Regions from separate parts of the Homo sapiens genome. Here region 2 is linked to region 1. Evidence: read pairs that join two places in POLR2A ChIA-PET (ENCODE). Cell type or tissue: GM12878. All regions are shown on one strand.

The links. ChIA-PET counts read pairs that join two places held together with the same protein. Peaks named below come from ENCODE experiments on the same cell type or tissue, not always from the same donor. Only the 100,000 strongest peaks of a DNase experiment are listed, where the experiment ranks them.
Region 2: POLR2A ChIA-PET joins it to region 1 with 5 read pairs; 6 of 35 experiments call an interaction of 5 or more read pairs at or near these places.

Annotation. Positions count from the first base shown.
Region 1 is chr14:20,661,671-20,665,670 of GRCh38, reverse strand. TRY-GTA5-4 (tRNA-Tyr (anticodon GTA) 5-4) reads left to right here and starts at 2,386; the gene lies at 2,386-2,479. LOC124903281 (a long non-coding RNA gene) reads right to left here. Exons shown (of 2, transcript XR_007064059.1): 2 at 3,258-4,000. RefSeq lists a silencer at 2,012-2,081 and an enhancer at 2,192-2,471. In GM12878, CTCF peaks have their summits at 83 and 2,520 (motif pointing left); a DNase peak (open chromatin) is centred at 2,440; H3K4me3 peaks cover 2,596 bases; H3K27ac peaks cover 691 bases.
Region 2 is chr14:20,472,530-20,476,529 of GRCh38, reverse strand. It overlaps PNP (purine nucleoside phosphorylase), which reads right to left. Exons shown (of 6, transcript NM_000270.4): 3 at 1,955-2,058; 4 at 1,582-1,757; 5 at 1,278-1,468; 6 at 1-146. Among named protein-coding and RNA genes, the nearest start is that of PNP, 5.1 kb to the right of the region's middle. In GM12878, no CTCF peak of the experiment used is centred here; no DNase peak of the experiment used is centred here.

The sequences.
Region 1 (4,000 bases):
AGGAAAAAGTGGTTTCGTGGGCCGGGCCCAGGGTCCTAGTGCTGTGTGCAGCCTAGGAACTCCGTGCTCTGTGTCCCAGCTGCTCCCCCTGTGGCTGAAAGGGGCTAACATACAGCTTGGGCGGTAGCTTCAGAGGGTGGAAGCCCCAAGCCTTGGCAGCTTCCATGTGGTGTTGAGCCTGCGGGTGCACAGAAGTCAAGAATTGAGGTTTGGGAACCTCCTCCTAGATTTCAGAAGAGTATGGAAACGCTTGGATGCCCAGGCAAAAGCTTGCTGCAGGGGTGGGGCCCTTATGGAGAACCTCTGCTAGGACAATGTGAAAGGGAAATGTGTGGTCAGAGCCCCCACACAGAGTCCCTACTGGGGCATTGCCTAGTGGAGCTGTGAGAAGAGGGCCACTATCCTCCAGACCCCAGAATGGTAGATCCACTGACAGCTTGCACCGTGCACCTGGAAAAGCTGCAGACCCTCAAGGCCAGCCCAGGAAAGCAGCTTGGAGAGAGGCTGTATCCTTCAAAGACACAGGGGTGGAGCTGCCTAAGACCATGGGAATCCACCTCTTGCATCAGTGTGACCTGGATGTGAGACCTGAAGTCAAAGGAGATCATTTTGAAGCTTTAAAATTTGACAGCCCTGCTGGATTTCGGACTTGCATGGGCTCTGTAACTCCTTCGTTTTGGCAAATTTCTCCCATTTGGAATGGCTGTATTTATCCAATACCTGTACCCCCATTGTGTCTAGGAAGTAACGAGCTTGCTTTTGATTTTACAGGCTCATAGGCAGAAGGGACTTTCCTTGTCTTAGATAAGACTTTGGACTGTGGACTTTTGGGTTAACGCTGAAATGAGTTAAGACTTTGGGGGACTGTTGGGAAGGCATAATTGGTGTTCAAATGTGAGGACATGAGATTTAGAGAGGCCAGGGGCGGAATGATACTGTTTGGCTGTGTCCCTACCCAAATCTCAACTTGAATTGTATCTCCCAAAATTCCCACGTGTTGTGAGAGGGACCAGGGGGAGATAATTGAATCACGGGGGCCAGTTTTTCCAGTGCTATTCTCAGGATAGTGAATAAGTCTCACAAGATCTGATGGGTTTACCAGGGGTTTCCGCTTTTGCTTCTCTCTTATTTTCTCCTGCCTCTGCCATGTAAGAAGTGCCTTGGACAGGAGGGGTGGCTCACGCCTGTAATCCCAGCACTTTGGGAGGCCGAGGAGGGTGGATCACCTAAGGTCGGGAGTTCAAGACCAGCCTGGCCAACATGGAGAAACCCCAAGTCTTTACTAAAAATGCAAAATTAGCCGGGCGTGGCGGCGCATACCTGTAATCCCAGCTACTCCGGAGGCTGAGGCGGCAGAATCGCTTGAACCTGGGAGGCGGAGGTGGCGGTGAGCTGAGATCGCGCCATTTCACTCCAGCCTGGGCAACGAGAGTGAAACTCCATCTCAAAAAAAAAAAAAAAAAAAGAAGAAGAAGAAGAAGAAGAAGAAGAAGTGCCTTTCACCTCCAGCCATGATTCTGAGGCCCCCTAGGCATGTGGAACTGTGAGTCCAATTAAACCTCTTTTTCATCCCAGTCTCGGGTATGTCTTTATCCGCAGCATGAAAACGGACTAATATACTTGCCCTACTTCAGAAAGAGGAAGCCTCTGGGGGAGAAAAAAAAAAGAGTTCTTGGTCAGTTTGCAGAGGAGGGAAGCCAAGCCCCAGTTGGGCGCTGGGGAGGAAGGAGGGTATCACAGTGCATCTGCAAGCCCTGGGCGAGTTCTTCTCACCTAGTCCCATTTGTTCTCTCTCTCACTTCTAGCACACTTGAATGCGCCAAAAAGCAAGCATAGGACACTGTAGGGAAAAGGGCGGAGGCACATCGGGAGAAGGGGCATGTGTGTGTTGGCCGGGAAGGGAGTAGGAAGGCCAGAGTTTTAGGAAAGGGCTGCTTAAGGACTTTCAGCAGACCCTGCAGCTGGTCTGCGGATAGCGGCCGCCCACCCAGAAGCTTTCCGAGTTCTTCTTTCCTCCTCCTGCAACCCCTGTCCCACAGGATCCACCCATCCACCTAGCCCATCCCTCTGACCGAGCCCTCTCACCCTCTTGTTTTCTTTCGCTGAGGGCTGTCATCCTCACTTGTAAAAACAGAGATGCACAGGTGGAGGAAGGCCACAGGCGAGAGCCTCCCGTCCTGGATTGTGGCTATCAGCGCTCTGGGACGCGAGGAAACCACACTCGGAGGATTTGCTCCACCCTGAGAGGTGCGCGGTGGCAACCAGCGCAAGGTTCTCTTCTAAGGCGGGTTCCAATCAACTCTAAGTGTGTTGACTCCAGCGTTCCAAGGACTTGGCTTCCTCCATTTGCGGAAAGTCCAGTGATCCAGCTCTTGCAGCGTGCACCCTTCGATAGCTCAGCTGGTAGAGCGGAGGACTGTAGATTGTACAGACATTTGCGGACATCCTTAGGTCGCTGGTTCGATTCCGGCTCGAAGGAAGTGCCCGATGCTTTTGCATGCAATGCCACCTGGTGCCTGGTCAAACGCCCTGCAGCCTCCAACTAGTATCCACCCACACCCTCCCAGTCAAAACCCAGAGAAACCTTTCCTGATCACCTGGTTTCCACACCTGTGCTGTGGCCAGGAAACACGCCCGTAAGCCCACTCATTCTTCCCACAGTCCAGGGACAGGTACTCTTCAACGCAAAGGGCCCCTTGCTTCTGCTTTGTGACCCAGTCAGCCCCTCTCCCCAACCCCCTTCGCACCCCCACCATCCAGAGCTCTTTCACTTTTATCCACAGACTGCTCTGGGTGCTGAGGGCCATGGACTCTAGCAACATTGTGTGCTCACCATTGATAGATCTCTCGATCTATTAAACCAGTGGGCCCACCATCAACTCCTAGAAGATCAAGCCTGCTGGAAGAGAAAAGGGTCAGAGACAACTGTGACATCCTCAGGAAAAAAAAAAAATGCTCTCTATGCTGTCTCTCTCTCATCTCCTTCTCCAGGTCTCTAGCAAATGCTTTTCTATCTGAGCATTCTCTCTCTCTCTCTCTGTTTTTCTCTGACTCTAGTTCTCTCATTATCTTTTGCTTGTAATGTATAGATGTATACAGACAGAAAATGTTCATTTCTGTTTTGTTTTGTCTATTTGTGGGAGAGAGTTGCCGCCCTGAGATTTTCTTAATAAATAGGGCTTCCACTGGCTCCATAATATTTTCCTTCAGGTTGAGAACAAAAATGTGCCCCCTTCCCACATACACCAAGCCTCACATTTCCCGAGCCTTCGCACCTTTTAATGTTGCTACAGTAAACTTTGGGCTCCTGCTGGAAGAAGAAAGATACCTTCCACTCAGTTCAAAGTCTGCAAAAACACCTATACCAAGTGTCTTACTGGTTGTGAAGGTGTGAGAGAGGGAAAGAGAGTATAAAAGGGCAGACTTGGAAAGAACTTCAGTGACCCGGGAGGGTTGGGGGCTGTTGGGTCCCTGGCAGGGAGCAGAATTGAAGCTTGGGTGGCAGCTGCCACCTTGCAGAGGTACACAAGTTCACCTCCTTAGGCCACTGGCTTGTTGCATCTGAGCAGCATGCTCACTTTTATGTGGGGGCTCTGCAGGCACAGCTGGAAGGTTGCGCCTTCTACAAGAGGAAGATGGCTGGCACAATCTGAGAGCATGAAGCAGGAAATGGGCTTGGCTTTCACCAACTGGGCTTCACCTCTGGGAAGATGAAGTGGGTTCATCAAAGTATGAGCCAGAGAGGAACCACAATGAGTGTCCCCTGGTCCCATCCTATGCTCTGGGGAAAAAAAAAAAAATCTTCAGACGCTTGATATACAGATGAAAATTATCACAGAGAGCACTGCAAGCAAAACAGTGATGGAAATTTGGTTCTCAGAGGCCTTCTGGGAACCCGGTGACCACTCTCCCCTACCCGATGGGCATAACTGCTTTTTCACTCTGCGTCTCAAACTAGAGAGTACACATGTCTTCCCCTCCTAGAAAGCAGATCCTGTTC
Region 2 (4,000 bases), 190 kb after region 1:
TTGTTTGCCAGCTGCTAAGACTTCTTCATGGTTGGCCTTCTCCAGGCTTTCATAATCCATGATGACCTTGTTAGTGATGAGTGAGAAGCCAAAGACTCGAAGTCCACAGTGCCGTGCAACGATAACTTCTGGTACTGTACTCATGCCTGATAGTGAGAAAGATGGAAACCAACTGTCAGGATCCTCAAATAACTCTTTTCCTTGCCCTTTAGCCTCGCTTTCAACAAGAATTAAAAATCTCAAAAAACATCCAAAGATGGCCGGGTGCAGTGGTTCACACCTGTAATCCCAGTACATTGGGAGGCCAAGGCAGGAGGATGTCTTGAGCCCGGGAGTTTGAGACCAGCCTGGGCAACATAAAGAGACCTCGGCTCAAAAAATAAATAAAATTAGCCAGGTGTGGTAGTGTACGCCTGTGGTCCCCGTTACTCAGGAGGCTGAGGTGGGAGGATTGTTTGAGCCCAGGCAGTCAGAACTGTAGTGAGCTAGAGATGGTGCCACTGCACTCCAACCTTGGCAACAGAGCAAGGCCCCACCTAAAACAAATCCAAAGAAGCAGCTAAATTATCTTCTGTATTGCCTAAAATAAATACACATTTCTTAAAATTACCAATACAATCCTTCATTTCTATATTTGTGGCAATTTTGAACTCAATCCTAATGATAGAGTTCCATCTTCCAGCTAGAGGTACAGAAGGTGGCTATAGTGAATTTTTTAGAATTCTTAGAAACAGTCATCACATTGGCCAGGCACAGTGCGTCGCGCCTGTAATGCCAGCACTTTAGGAGGCCAAGATGGGCGGATTACCTGAGGTCGCGAGTTCAAGGACCAGCCTGGCCAACATGGTGAAACCTTGTCTCTACTAAAAATACAAAAATTAACCGGGCGTGGTGGCACACGTCTGTAATCCCAGCTACTCGGAAGGCTGAGGCATGAGAATTGCTTGAACCCGGGAGGCGGAGGTTGCAGTGAGCCGAGATCATGCCACTGCACTCCAGCCTGGGCAACACAGCGACATTCCGTCTCAAAAAACAGTCATCAAATCATGGATAGATCATTCATTAGCACTGCAGCTGTTAACCCCTTGGTGCTTCGTAGGGAGATTTGATGCTACACCAAATCTCACCAGTTTGTATTTCAATAAGTCAGTTTAATTCACCCTTCCCTGAAATCAGATCCTCTCAGTCCAATGAGGCCTGTTATTTCCTACTCCTTCCCCTTCCCATTTTGCTAAACCCCTCCCTCTTCAAGCTTCCAGCCAAATTCCCCTTCTCACCAACAGCGTCTGCTCCCAGCTTCTGCAGCACACGACATTCTGCCACAGTCTCAAAGCTGGGGCCTGCCACCATCACATAGGTGCCTTCCTGTAGCTCACGTTGCTCCCCCATTTGTTTCCAGGTACTGAGAGCCCTCTGCCTCATAGTCCGGTCGTAGGCATCAGACATGGCAGGGAAACGATCTCCAAACCTAGGACACAGGTTGAATTATCTCACATAAACGGAATTTTAAAAATTCTCCCACAGCTCCTAGAGAAGTCTTTAAATCCTACCCACCTAAAAAAAACGGAGTAACATACATACCTTTCATCATTGGGCCCTCTGAGAGGGTTCTGACCACTGAAACCAGGTAGGTTGATATGGTCACGGATCAGCATGATATCTCCAACCTCAAACTTGGGGTTCAGCCCTCCTGCTGCATTGGTGACTACCAGGGTGTCCACACCCAGAAGGTGGAAAACCCTCACTGGGAATGTCACCTTCGAAGCAAACAATCCGAAAAAAATTTACAAAATTTCATTAATTCAGCTACACTGAAATGCATGACATACATCGTGAAAGAAAAGGAAGGAGAGGACCAAAAATCCACCTAGCCCAGATAGCTAGGTAGTGAAAGAGGCTAGATAGTTCTCTCCTGCCTCTTCCAGATCCAACCGGACCTATCCCTCTGACTTACCTTCCAGAGTGGGTACCCTTCATACATGTGGAACCTGCCCTGCATCATCACACAGGCCCTGCCATTCAGGAACCCAAACACCAGTCGGCCAGCATGACCTGGCACTGTATACAAAACAGAAAGAGAAATGAATGGGATTATATTTTCATGCAACACATATCCATTAAGCACCTACTGTGAGTTACTCGCTCTGCTCAAAATGTTAGGTTGTAATTAAGTAAAAGACTCATTATTATCTCTGCTTTCAGAAAGTTTAAGTCTGGTGAGAGAGCCAGGCATTACTAATAATTATACAAATACAACCCAAGATTAGAGATATGGGGTGCGTTCAGCATGTTCAGCATGAACACACAAAGAAGGAAGGGCTTTTTAAAGAAATTTCAAGATAATACAAGCCATACTGCCAGAGAGTAAAAAGTGAGCAAAAAAAGTAGATACTCAGAAATGGAAGATTAAATACTACATGTTCTCACTTATAAGTGGGAACCAAATGTGTACATATGGACCTACAGAGTGAAATAATAGACACTGGGGACTCGGAAAGGTGAGAAAGTGGGATGGGGATGAGGGATGAGAAATTACCTAATAAGTACAATGTTCACTGCTCAGGTGATGGTTACACTAAAGCACAGACGTCACCACCACGCAGTATATCCATATAACAAAACTGCATTGTACCCCTGTAAATCTATAAAAATTAAAATTAAAAATAGGCCAGGTGCGGTGTCTCACACCTGTAGTCCCAGCACTTCGGGAGCCCAAGACAGGCGGATCAACAGGCCAGGAGTTCAAGACCACCCTGGCCAACATGGTGAAACCTCATCTCTACTAAAAATACAAAAATTAGCCAGGTGTGGTGGCACATGCCTGTAATCCCAGCTACTCGGGAGGCTGAGGTGGGAGAATCTCTTGAACTTGGGAGGTGGAGGTTGCAGTGAGCCGAGATCACAACACTACACTCGAGCCTGGGTGACAGAGCGAGACTCTGTTTCAAAATAAAGTGAGTACAGTGAATGCAGTAATTATAGACCTCTTCAAATTTTTCAAAGTTCTCAAAACATGTATTCTTATCTATTGCCCTAACTTAATTACCTGCCTCCTCAGTCCAGCAAGCAAGCTCATAGTATACTTACTCTGGCTTCTTAAAGAAGAGGCTACTGAACAAGGGGGAAAGAATTTGAACGCATGCAAGTGTCTCTTTCCTTATGACCCACGGAACAGTCCTATGGGAACACATGCCCACGGAGGGGTGCGTGGGAGTGCAAAGATAACTCCCCACAGACATAACAGCCATTATTACCATTTCTTTTATCTGGCAGTCACTTCTAATAGACGGCCAACCTATCCCTTAGGGAATGGGAGAGGGACTAGAACCAAGAGGAAGAGCTGAGAAATTCTCAAAGATAGAGGAGCTTATGCAAAAAAACAAAACAAAAACAGTAATAAAGTTGACAAAGGAAACCCAAGTGGAGTATAAAAAATAAACATGTTGATAAGCTTAAAAAAACTAACCCACTTATCATTTAATGCAGTGCCCTTCTCACTGGGGGTAGGAGTGGCCAGTGGAGCCAGCGTCACTACTATCTCCCTTAGAGAAGTATGCCCTTCACACACCCTCTGTTAATATTTCCCTCACCTTCTCCCTCTGCTCTTCCAGTCTTGTGTTAAAGAGTTTAAAAAAATAGCTATTAAAGGTCTTTTCCTGCTGACAGGTCTTAAAAAAAAATTCTTAACTCTCCAGGGAAAAGAAGATAGAAATCTTAAAAATTAATAAATAAACCAACAGAAGTTAGTTATTTGAGAAATTACGTAAACCAAATAAACAACCCTTGCCCTTTACTTGGCCCCTGTCACCTGGCCCTCTTCTGAGTCTTAGCCTCAGTCCACTGACACACACATGTCCTGTCTCTTATGGGATGTCTGCTAGAGGCATCTCCTAAAGTCACTCTGACTCATGGTGGGCTTTTCTCCTCTCTTACAACATTTGTCTTCAGTGAAATGCTAGGTCAAGGAGTAGAAACATTGGCCTCCTTGGTTGTGTTCCAC